Regions from separate parts of the Mus musculus genome. Here region 1 is linked to region 2. Evidence: chromatin loops called from intact Hi-C (ENCODE). Cell type or tissue: gastrocnemius. All regions are shown on one strand. Links, peaks and the distances in the headings refer to the core of each region. The heading gives the core; the rest is flanking DNA.

Evidence for each region. Peaks named below come from ENCODE experiments on the same cell type or tissue, not always from the same donor. Only the 100,000 strongest peaks of a DNase experiment are listed, where the experiment ranks them.
Region 1: it touches region 2 in a loop (4-fold over the local background); 1 of 42 quality-filtered maps calls a loop at or near these places.

Annotation. Positions count from the first base shown.
Region 1 is chr10:13,190,097-13,196,061 of GRCm38, forward strand. Ltv1 (LTV1 ribosome biogenesis factor) reads right to left here and starts at 3,041. Exons shown (of 11, transcript NM_181470.4): 1 at 2,932-3,041; 2 at 2,012-2,143; 3 at 479-649. The coding sequence starts at 2,934. In gastrocnemius, for the core only: no CTCF peak of the experiment used is centred there; DNase peaks (open chromatin) are centred at 2,751, 3,089, 3,595 and 3,764; H3K4me3 peaks cover 1,572 bases; H3K27ac peaks cover 1,496 bases.
Region 2 is chr10:14,702,691-14,708,648 of GRCm38, forward strand. It overlaps Vta1 (vesicle (multivesicular body) trafficking 1), which reads right to left and starts at 2,799. Exons shown (of 8, transcript NM_025418.3): 1 at 2,660-2,799. The coding sequence starts at 2,771. 1700016L04Rik (RIKEN cDNA 1700016L04 gene) reads left to right here and starts at 2,919. Exons shown (of 6, transcript NR_045824.1): 1 at 2,919-2,983. In gastrocnemius, for the core only: a CTCF peak has its summit at 2,972 (motif pointing left); a DNase peak (open chromatin) is centred at 2,867; H3K4me3 peaks cover 1,909 bases; H3K27ac peaks cover 1,331 bases.

The DNA.
Region 1 (5,965 bases), core at 491-5,490, 1.5 Mb before region 2:
GACATCCAGGCGCAGCACAGGCACACGTGAATGTGCTTGCTTGTCTGTAAAGGGAAAAGCGTGGGACAGTGGTCTGCACTCCTGCTGTGGGTGGCACTACAACCTGTCCATGCTACTCTCTCTATGGCTACCTTGCAGAGTTCACAAAAGTGTTAAAGATCTGAAAACACCTCCACAACAGTTTATGATCATAAAACTATGTCAGGATACAGGATGCCCTGTTTTTCTTCTATGGAAAATGCTGCCTGACATGACTCATAGTTCTGAACCTGACAAAAGGCTGTTAATATTGACAGCAGCTACCAGAGAAAGGGCCTACACCCAATGGTGCAGACATACACATGTCTATACAACAGCAGGCAGAGACTCTATATTCTTCATACCGGCACCATTTTCTGACCCTAAGTTATTGACTTAAAAACGAGGAGTCTCCCCATTGCTGCAGGGTTTCACATGTAAAGGGGCCGAGAAAGCTTACTGAGTATACGCAGGGGTCTTCTGTCTTGTCGCAGAGGGGTGTGGCAAAGGAGGTGCTGGGGATAAGCTCTGCGGGCCCAGAGGGCTCCTTCAGGTGCTGCAAGTAATCATAATCGTCGTCGAAGAACACGCCGTACTTCCTCTGCTCAGCCCGTCTTTCCTCGTCATTGACCTTGGACAACAACACGGAGTTAGCTATCCTGCCACGAGTAAGGCCAGGACCCTGACAACTTTTGTAGACAGCACAGGAATAGTGGCTGATAGGAATCATTAGTTCCTGACAAATACCACAACTACAGAGAGTCCAAAACATAGTGCTACATACAATTATAACAGAATGACAACAAGCCAGGCTGAGGCAGGCCATTAGAACCCACCAACGTATGGTATGACAAGCCTGAAAAACGCAGACCTGGTCTCAAAGACAAAGTGAAGCAGGAGCACATACACATAACACGAGTGAGAACGAGTCTTTCTTTCTTTTTTTTTTTTAATTTTTTATTAGGTATTTAGCTCATTTACATTTCCAATGCTATACCAAAAGTCCCCCATACCCACCCACCCCCACTCCCCTACCCACCCACTCCTCCTTTTTGGCCCTGGCGTTCCCCTGTACTGGGGCATAGAGAACGAGTCTTTCAACTAGACAATTCTGCATGGCAAATCTAGGTAAGAAATATATGTAACATACACTCAAAAAATGTCACTGGAGGCTTAGAAGAAAAGATTTGGAAGCTTTGACAGTAAGTATAGTTTCTTGTACTTATACCCAAAGAAAGCTTTTCATGAAGTGGTGTAATGGGTGGCTTTAAGGAAAAGTTAAAGGGAGGCAAATGCCTCGAAATACTTAAAACGTTTTTTTACACTTTTAATGAGTGTGTATGTGCAGCTAATACACACAGAGGACAAAAGGGAGTAGCAAAACCCCCGGAACAGTTGTTATAGATGGCTGTGACTCTACATATGGGTGCTGGGAACCGAACCTGGGTCCTCTGCAAGAGCAGCAAGTACTTAAACACTGAGCCATCTTTCCAGCATCCCCCAAAATGTTTCCATTATCCATCTTTAACAAGTGTGATGCTAACATAAACCAACCTACTCACGGCCCCTCTAGGATTGCCAAAGCTATCCATGAGCTTGGATGTTCTGTATTTCATGACATGAGAGACGAGGGGGCAAATGGAAGACTACTGTAATATGGGGGAATCCCAAGAGAAAGCAGAGACTGAGCATACCGCCATAGCCTAAATAATACTGTGCAGATGGAGGCTGTGAACTAGTGAACTTGACTAATATTCTATAAGATCTCTTTATTTAATAATCTCAAAGATGCTTTAGCCTGTCAATCAAAATAAATACACAACATCAAACATCAGCACAGAAACTGGAAACTGAGTCACAGCTCTTTTTTTTATTTTTTTAAGAGGACCAACTTCTGAGAATGCCCGGCATGCTTAAGTTCCCTGGGTTCCATGTTCAGGACTACAAAACTACCATTCACCTAAAAACGTAGTGGCTCCAGAACAGGACCTACCTTTTGTGTAGGCAAGAGAACCCTCTGGGGTGCAGTTTCATCTGCGGCTAAAGGATCTCGCTGGCTCCGGTGGACCAGGTGAAAAGACACAGCTTTCTTCTTCTCTATAAAGGGCTTTTTCTTTCTGTGAGGCTACAAAATAATCAGGAAAGGTCAATAAAACAGAACCCCCACACAGTGGGCAACGCCACAGCCACAGGTACACTCAGTTAAGCATGTGGAGGGTGAACAGATATTTCAGATTTGTACACCTAAGCCAGACAGGACAGGAGTCCCTGTCTCCTGAAGGATCCATACTTACCTTCGCCAACAAACCCTGGCTAGGCACCTACTCTGAGACACTTGTTCAAAGGTGCTGGGGAATATGTGGGGCAGTGTGAGAAACTCTCCGCTCTTAGCAAGTAAATCAGTAAGAGGGAAAATCAAACAGGATTTTCAAATCAAAAGCAAATGCCTGAAGTCTCTCTTAATGGGTGCTCTGGGAAGGTCCCCGAAAAGTTTTATCAACAAGACAAGGAGCCTGCCACAAGAAAATATAGACAGACACTTCATCTACAAGGTAGTAAATAAGATTAGGGCACAGACAACTAAGGTTCAGATGATTTACTCCTCGATACATTCGTATTTGCTCTTCAGCTCTGGGTCTAACCAGAGTTGCTACCCAGTGGCCCAAGTGAACCCCGGAAGCAGGGGGCGGAGCTTCTGCGTCACAGGGACGGAGTTACCCAAAGCCTTCAGGACTGGAAACTCCGGGCGTTTGGCGAAAGGGAAACCTTCTTTCTCCTTCCGAAGTGCCCCGGGGGTGACGAAGGTGACTGGTGCCGGGAGAGTGACAGGACTCGGGGCACCAAGCCACGCGGCCAGTGGCCTAAGTCAGCCGCAGGGAGCGGCTCCCTCCCGGAGCACCGCGGTTTTCTCACCATGATGAGGCAGGGACACCCTCTCCGGAACCGCGGCAGCCGAACCGCCGCTCCCCGGTACCTGCCGGCAGCTCCACACGTGGGTCCACAGGGCTAGGGCAGCACGTCACACGATGGCGGGGCAAGGAGCCAATCGCCGGCGAGCCGCTAGGCTGTAGCCGGAAGTTGCGTGAGCCCGCGGTGACAGAACCTTCCCGGGGACTTCCGGGAGGTGGGGCTAGCAGGACCTTCAGTGGGCGGGGCTTTCTGGCTGGAGTTGGTGGCGGCAGGGAGTAGCCTACTTACCTGAGGGCAAGTTTCAGGTTCCAACCTGGGGCTTCAGATATTCCTTACCTGTGCTTAACTCAGAACAAACAAAACAAAAACAATCAAAAACAAACGAAAACAAGACCAAGGCTGTGCAGGTTCATGACAGGAAAGTGGTCACTTCCCTGGCTTCTTCTTCTTCTTTTTTTTTTTTTTTAATATGTTTGTTTGTTTGTTTGGTTGTTTGGTTGTTTGGTTGGTTGGTTGGTTGGTTTTTCGAGACAGGGTTTCTCTGTGTAGCCCTAGGCTGTCCTGGAACTCACTCTGTAGACCAGGCTGGCCTCAAACTCAGAAATCCGCCTGCCTCTGCCTCCCGAGATTAAAGGCGTGCTCCACCACTCCCTGGCCTTCCCTGGCTTCTTGACCTAAGGGGAATCAGTTGCCTAGCAATGTCCAACCAAGGCCTAGCTTCAATAGGCAGAGTCTAACATCTTTAGGGTTTTCGTATTACATCTTTTTGATGAACAACTCCCAACCGTACCTTTAGCACAGTCCATAAGTGTTGGTATTCTGTCTGGACTCCACCCCCACAGATACCTGGCAATTGCCAGGTATTCGCTGCCCCACGGTTACCTGGCAACAGCCAGGTAGACCTGGCCCTATAAAAGGGGCTGCTTGTCTCCCCCTCTCCCATCCTCTCTCATTTGCCTTTCTTTTGCCTCTTGCCCTCTTGCTCCCCATTCCCTCCCCCCCTTGCTCCATGTGTCATGGCCCGCCTCTACTTCACTACTCTCTCCTTCTCTCTGCCTTTCTCTGCCTCGTCTACTTTCTTAACTCCCCTCTCCATGCCCTGAATAAACTCTATACCCCCTTCTCCCAGACCCCGCCAGAACTTATCGTAATAGCTCTTTCTCTTTTTATGATCACAACACTAAGATTATTGGTTTTAGGGGCATTTGATGTAATAAAATAAATTCCGAAGCTCTGATGATTGCATATTTTTTTAAGATGAAAACTAATAAAAACCCAAGGTGGTTTTTTGTTTTTGTTTTTTGAGACAGTGTCTCATGTAGCCCAGCCTTCTGTCCAACTTGAACTACGTATCCTCCTACTTGCATCACGCTAGTGTTGGGCGTATTCGATGTGTGTGATGCTGAAGACTGAAGCCAGCCAGGGCTTCCTGCATGCTCGGAGAGCACCCTAACACGTTTTCTGTGACTACATCTCCATCCCCCAAGTTGTTGCTCACATATTTTGTGGTGCCTTAAGCAAATAGGATTTTAAGTGTAATTTCTTAGGAAGATTTCCGTCGGATGCTGGAGAGGAGCGTGATGAAATAATCCAACATTCTATCAGTAGACGCTTGCTTTCTCATTCCCAATTGCTAGTGGTTTTTTTTTTTTCTTCAATGTCTTGAGTTCTGTTGAAATGTCTCTATAATTATAGCCAAATATTATCATTGTAAATGTTTGTGGGCTACTGTTCTTTTTCTACAAGAAAAATAATGGAAATAGTTTAGATCAGAACCACACGTTTTGTCATGAGAAAATGTTTTGTAAAGTACATATATAGTTTAACATATCTTTATGCTAACTAGCCATCATTCTTTGCTATTTGAAAGCAAGATTTATATGGGAAGCACCAGGCTCAGTTCAATCTGTTTTATTTACTACTGGATCTAGTTCTTGATACACACACCCAATAAATATTTGTTTATGGGAATTAATGATTTGGCATTCTACCTGAATAACCAATTTCCCCACTATGACTCTGTGAGAGAGGGGCTATTAGGTGCCCTTATGAGCATTTTTACTGCAACCCAAAATTCCCAGAAGAAAAAGCCATATTTGTGTTGAAGATTTTAAATGACTAATTAGAACTTCATGATTGTGGAAAGTTGGAATGTTGCCTATATTCAGTACCCCCTTAGTAGCTAACTCATTGTCCTCCTCTGGGTCTGACCTGGCAACCTTTTGGCTATTAGGTAAAACATTTGACATGTATTCTTGCAACCACTGTTTCCACCAACCCCAAAGCTAAGAATGACATCAGCTAACATCCCAAACCACCGCAGAGTTGTCCCAGCACTACTGCAACCTGTCTACCTGTGATAGCCCAGCAGTGTATTTGGAAAATGCATTTATTTATGATTGTTTATGGGTTGTTGTTTTTTTTTTTTTCCTGAGACAGGGTTTCCTCTGTGTATCCCTGGCTGTGGTACTCATTCTGTAGATGAGGTTATCCTCAAACTCAGAGATCATCCTGCCTCTGCCTCCTGCGTGCTGGGATTAAAGGAGTGTGTCAAGCCAGCCTAAAGACCTTTCGTTTCTTTTCTTTTTCTTTTTTTAAGGTGTACTTTCTTTAAGATTTATTTATTTATTTATTTATTTATTTTTTTAATGCATATGAGTACACTATAGTTTCTTCAGACACAGTAGAAGAGGGCATCAGATACCGATACCATTATAAATGGTTGTGAGCCACCATGTGGTTGCTGGGAATTGAACTCAGGACCTCTAGAAGAGCAGTCAGTGCTCTTAATCTCTGAGCTATTTCTCCAGACCTCTTTTCTATTCTTTTTCTTTCCTTTCCTTTTCTTTTCTTTTCTCTTTTCTTTCCTTTTCCTTTCTTTTCTTTTTCTCTTTTCTTTTCTTTCCTTTTCTTTTCTTTCCCTTTCCTTTTCTTTCTCTCTCTCTCTCTCTCTCTCTCTCTCTCTCTCTCTCTCTTTCTTTCTTTCTTTTAATTCTTTTTGAGACAAGCTCTCAGTATGTGGCTGTCCAGGAACTTA
Region 2 (5,958 bases), core at 1-5,000:
CTGAACTCAGTTTTCATGTTTGCATAGTAAGCAATCTCTAGAACCCAACTCTTTGGCGTGGGAGGAAAATTATATATTTCAATAGTCTGGAGCACGTGATAATATTTCTCCGTGAGAATTTTTTTACTTGTGTCATCATGTTGACATTAATAGCCTTTTTGGATTTTTACAGCATATAGGTTATGTGTGTAGGAATGTAACTTAAAAGGTTTAAAGATGAACTTAATACTAAGAAACTACCAGAACTGGGCAGAAAGATTTGAAAAAAAAAAAAACAGTACTCAGAAATAAAAAATGAATGTTGATGTTGATGTCAACTCAATAGCTGTGTTAAGCAACAGATATGTGGAAGAAAAGGCCTTAAGGATTTACACAGCATACCACAAATGAAATATATGAAAGCTTTAAGAGAAGACAGTTAAAAGGAAAAGGATAGCACACATGTAATAGAAACTTCACAAGAGTGATAATAAAATAGCATCAACAACAAAAGTTTCTATAGTTGATAAGAGATCCAGTTATAGTCTTAAGAAAGAAAAATCCCAAGTGAGGACACAAAAGAAATCAAGGCCTAGCAAACTGGAATGTATCCTAGCTACTGACAGACAATTTATATCAAGCATTTTGGAAAAAAAGACTTCTTGAAGAAAAACCAGACTGTGAACTGGGAGAAAATAGCTGCAATTCATGCAACAAAGGATTAGTATATATTATTAGGAAGTGACATTTCAATAGAAGCCTGGGCAAAAGCAACAAAAGGCAGTTAAAAAGAAAAGCACTTGCTTAATTAGCATGTGAATAGATGTTGAACCTCATTAAGTCTCAGAGAATTGCAAATATCACTTCAAAGAGACAGCATCCAGGGCCACCAAGTTAGCAAAAATTAAAACTTCAGTAACATCAAATGTGAGTACATGCATACCTCCTGTCGCTCCTTAAATTCTGTATGGATATCATGCAGGTCTCATAACAGAAACTGCAGTACAGCCATACTGACTTTGTCATAAAAATGCCCATTCATGACTAGGGAGAAGGGATGCTACTGAAATAGAAACACCCATAAAAACCAGATGACAGCAGGCAAAAAGGTGAGGACAAGCGTGGACTCCCATTTCAAGTTTACCTATGACAGGAAGCTGTAAGGCTTAATTTTAGGGGACTGACATGAGAAGCACTTCTCTTGTTTTTGTTTGTTTGTTTGGTTGGTTCTTGTTGTTTTAAACAAAGAAAACAGGGGAATCAAGCTTAGAACAAAGGGCAGGAATGACCACAATGACACAGGAAGGAAAAGATCCTGGGTAGTGACAAAGGTGCACAGTTACAGGTTCATGAATAAGGATTGGCTTAGAGGGAAACAAAGGGCCCTGGTTCACAGTCCAGAGCCAGCCTCTTTGTTGTATCCAACTTCTCTCTGGCTCTATACTCTCCAAATCCTCACTCCTCCTCTTTTAAACTTCTCTGTGGACCTTCAGACTTTTGTTCCTTTTAAAGGTATATTCTTCAGCAATTGTGCACAAAGGTCTGGCTTCCATTGTCAACTGAGCAATGTGTTTCTGAACACAGGAAAATGAGGTCCCCTCTACAGTACTGTGGCACTTCTATGCCCGTTCCTGAAATTATAAAATGCGTACTGTTCAAACGCCCCTCCTCTCAGTAGTCCTAGGACCACAGGAGCTGGGTTTTAGTTTTTTTTTCCCAGTACTTAGGAATGCTCGTCAATAGGTAAAAAGGCTCAATAATTAGGATATGTTTGAAGATCATCAAAAGAACAAGAATGGTGGGAACAATACTGGTATGATTTTTATAAAAATGAAGTATAGCCACCGAGTGGCTTGCAGAAGAGGTGGGAATTCAGATCATAAATCAAGTGGAGAATGGCAATTATTGGTGGTGGTAGGGGGACATCCATGCACATTTGAGAAATGAGGTACATACATGTCCACAAGGGAAGGCTTGACTTGGTCCAGATTTTTGCTAACAATGTCCACAACAGAGGACACATCATTTCTGTATTCTGAAAGTTCTTTAGAAACTCAGAGTACAGTCATTTCTTGCAACAAAGATAGGAGTATAATATTCAAATCATAGTTTACATAAAACTACTAGTCCTATCCACTTCACCAACTCTGCATGTCTGAACGGAGTTCAAACTGTGTCCTCTTCAGTAGTATATACATCTCAAACTAGGAATATTGGCATTAAACTTCTTAACTTTCAGGATAGCTAAAGGATGACTCCAAATTCTTACTGGTGGTAATGAGGAGTACGGAAAACAAGTCAAGAACAGTCAAATTCAAATTTTCAGTAGTAGCCACTGTCCACTGAACCGTCTGAGTTTCGGAAGGGACCTGAAAGCTCTCGTGATTAATGCACAGCTTTCGTTATGTTTTCTGTTAGTCTCCCTTCCCACCCATCTCTGGGAAACCTATGACTATCGAGGTTCTCATTCCCAGAAGAAAGAACAGCCGGGAGGCGTGTCCGAGGCTCTAAGCTGGAGAGACGGGGGTCCGGGTGTGGAGGGAGTCTAGTACTTGGGGTCCTCCTGGCCGAGCCAGAGGTCAAGGCTCAGGTCTGAAGCCAGGGGGCGGGGCGGGCCTCAAGAGCGGAGGGAGGCGCGGGGCGCAACCGGGCGGGAGAACGGGGACTCGGAGGGACTCACAGTAGTAGGCCACCACGGGGTCCCGCTTGTCATGCTCCTGCGCCGTTCTCAAATGGTGCTGTATGCTCTTAAACTGCGCGGGCAGCGGCGGCAGAGGGGCCAGCGCGGCCATCTCCACTCCCGGAAGCGCTACTTCCTACTCGCCGGTCACAGATACTTCCGCTTCCGCCTCCGAGCGGGCAATTCTCACCCACGCATCCGTTGCTGAGACGCTTGTCCGCGACGGGTGCCCGAAGGAGACAAACTTACTGCCTGGTTTAAGGCAGTTATTATTTGGAGAATGAGAGTCTCCTGTGTCGCACACGGCTCCAGCGCTCTCTGCTGGTAAGCGGAGATAGAGGTTTTAAATTTAACTTTTGTTTTTGTTTGTTTGTTTGCATGGAATGAATGAAAGAGAAGAAAGGGGAAAATAACGTAAAGGACTTTAACTGCGAGAAAGGAAAACTTCCCCTCCCCTCTCTTTATCTCATGCGTGTGTGTTTTGTTGGGAATATTCTGGCAAGCGTATATACTACTAAGCTACCTTCTCAGCTTTCAAATTTTCCTTCCCTTCCCTCCCTCCCTCCCTCCCTCCCTCCCTCCCTCCCTCCCTCCCTCCCTCCCTCCCTCCCTCCCTCACTCTCTCCCTTGTCTTTATTTTTATGAGACTGGGTCTCACTAAATTGCCAAACTAAGCTTTGGACTTGAAATCCTTTACCCAGGGCTTCCCAGTTAGTAGAGATTACAGACATATGCATATAGATGGGCCACAGTGGGTTTTTTTTTTTTTTTGGTGGGGGGGGGGGAGGGTGGGGTGGAGTGGGGGGTGGAGGTGTCATTAGTTTTAACAGAGAAAATGATCACAAAATAAAAATTTATACATTCACACACACAGAAGTACACGTTATAGCCTTTCTAGAAACTGTAAAGAGATACTGAAAACATGTACTTAAAGGAGATTGGAACTGGAAACAACCATTGCTTTTAGTTTAGAAGTTTTAAATTCTTATATGAGAAACACTATGTTTAAATACTAGATTAAAATTTGCATGTCCAAATACTGGACTGAATAGACAGTCCTTTTCAAACTTGAAAGGTAAACACATGCGAACTAATAAGAATTGAATACTTTCTCTGATATGGCTAGTGCTTGTTTTAGTGAACTATGCGAGTTGATTAGTGGAGGAAGATGATGAACATTAGGAAAGTATTAGTCTGTCTTACTACTTGACAAGATAGAGTCCAGGAGAGTCTGCACTTCTGACTTTATAGCACACCCCACCTTTTCTTTATAGCAGTGATATTTATTTATTTATTTATTTATTTATTTATCTATTGCCACCTCTCCATTGCATAGTATCATCCTTAAGGACTTACATTTCATTTGAACTTTCCTGTATTTTTTTTCTTTTTGTTTGGGTTTTATTTGTTTGTTTGTTTTTTGTTTTGTTTTTTTGAGATAGGGTTTCTCTGTATAGCCCTGGCTGTTTTGGAACTCACTTTGTAGACCAGGCTGGCCTCAAACTCAGAAATCTACCTGCCTCTGCCTCTCAAGTGCTGGGATTAAAGGCGTGCCCCACCACCGCCCGGCTGAACTTTCCTGTTTTTTCAACGCCAATATTGGTATATAGTGTTTGCCTTATGTGGTTTACCACCAGAGTAACACTAGTATCACTGAATGAAAATGGTAGTGTTGCTTCCCTTTTTATACATGGAATGGCTTGAGACGTATTGCTATAGGTTCTTCCATAAAGATTCACTAAAATTCAATAGTGTCAGGCATGGTGGTGCATACCTTTAATCCCAGCATTCTGAAGGCAGAGGTAGGTGAATCTCTGGGGTCTAGGAAAATATAGTCTTCAGAGGGAATTCCAGGACAGCCAGGAACTTGTCTTGGGGGAGTGGAGGGACATCTAGTAGTAAACATTACTAGCTTATTCATTCATTCATTCATTCATTCATTCATTCTTGCTTTGTGGACAAACTTTTGAAAAAATATTGCTTCATTTTAATTTCTGGTTGCGAAATTTTTAAGTTGTCTAATTTTTTTTGCCTTTATTCATTCATTTATTTTAAACTCAGCAAGGGCTCATTTTGATTAGAAGAAATCTATCATTGCTATATCCTGTTACAGTAATTAAAATCTGATTCATATTCATACATATTCAAGTTGCATCCTTTTTTCTTTTTTATTAAACTAATAAAATTTATTTTAAAATATACAACTCAATATTGATATTTTTAAGTCATCAAAATAATTTATAATAGTTAAATGCCTCTTAAGTATACATAATGTCTTCTGAAGCTAAAAGTAATATGCACTAAACCACATTTAAAAAAATCTATTTGTAACATTAAATATGATAGAAGTAGAAGAAATTCTTTATGAAGTCCTCTATGAAAGGAAATTGTGAAAAGTTCCTGCTTAGATAGAAACCATTTCATTTCCAAGGGAAAATAAGCAGTGTAACTATGACTTCATAGAATGAATTGGGTAGTGTTCCTTCTGTTTCTATTTTGTGGAATAGTTTGAAGAGTATTGGTATTAGATCTTTTTTGAAGGTCTGAAAGAATTCTGCACTAAACCCATCTAGTCCTGGACTTTTTTGTTTGGGAGACTGTTAATGACTGCTTAAAATTTTCATTGTTGGGCTGGGGTGGTGCACACCTTTAATCCAAGCATCCAGGCAACAAAAGCAGGCAGATCTCTGTGAATTTAAGGCCAGCCTGCTCCACAGACTAAGTTTCAGGACAGCCAGGGCTACACAGAGAAACACTGTCTCAAAAAACCAAAAGTATGGGCTGGAGAGATGGCTCAGTGGGTAAGATCATTGACTGTTCTTCCAAAGGTCCTGAGTTCAAATCCCAGCAACCACATGGTGGCTCACAACCATCCATAAGGAGATCTGACTCCGTCTTCTGGAGAGTGTCAAGTTGCATCATTTAGTCAAATGATTAGAGTAATATATTGTGTAATGTCTGTCGAACATGAGGTGAACTCTGAGTTCAGGTAGTAAAGTGCTATGCATTGCTCACGAAGCCAGCAGATTGATTTCTTTTCTGTTCTTGTAATAAAGGTAAGGGTATTTTTCTTTTCCAATACTTGGAAGCTTATTCCCCAAACAATTTGATCTTCTCAAGTAATAAAATAACCTTACAAATATTAAGTTTTCTAATTTATGTCTAATTTTGGTGAGTTATATATACCTAGGAAGTTATTTCCTTTAGATTTTTCAGTTGCTTTTTTTGAATATAAGTTTTTGAAATAATCTCTAATGATTCCATGAGTTTTTCATTGGATGCTCCCTTAACAACCTTTT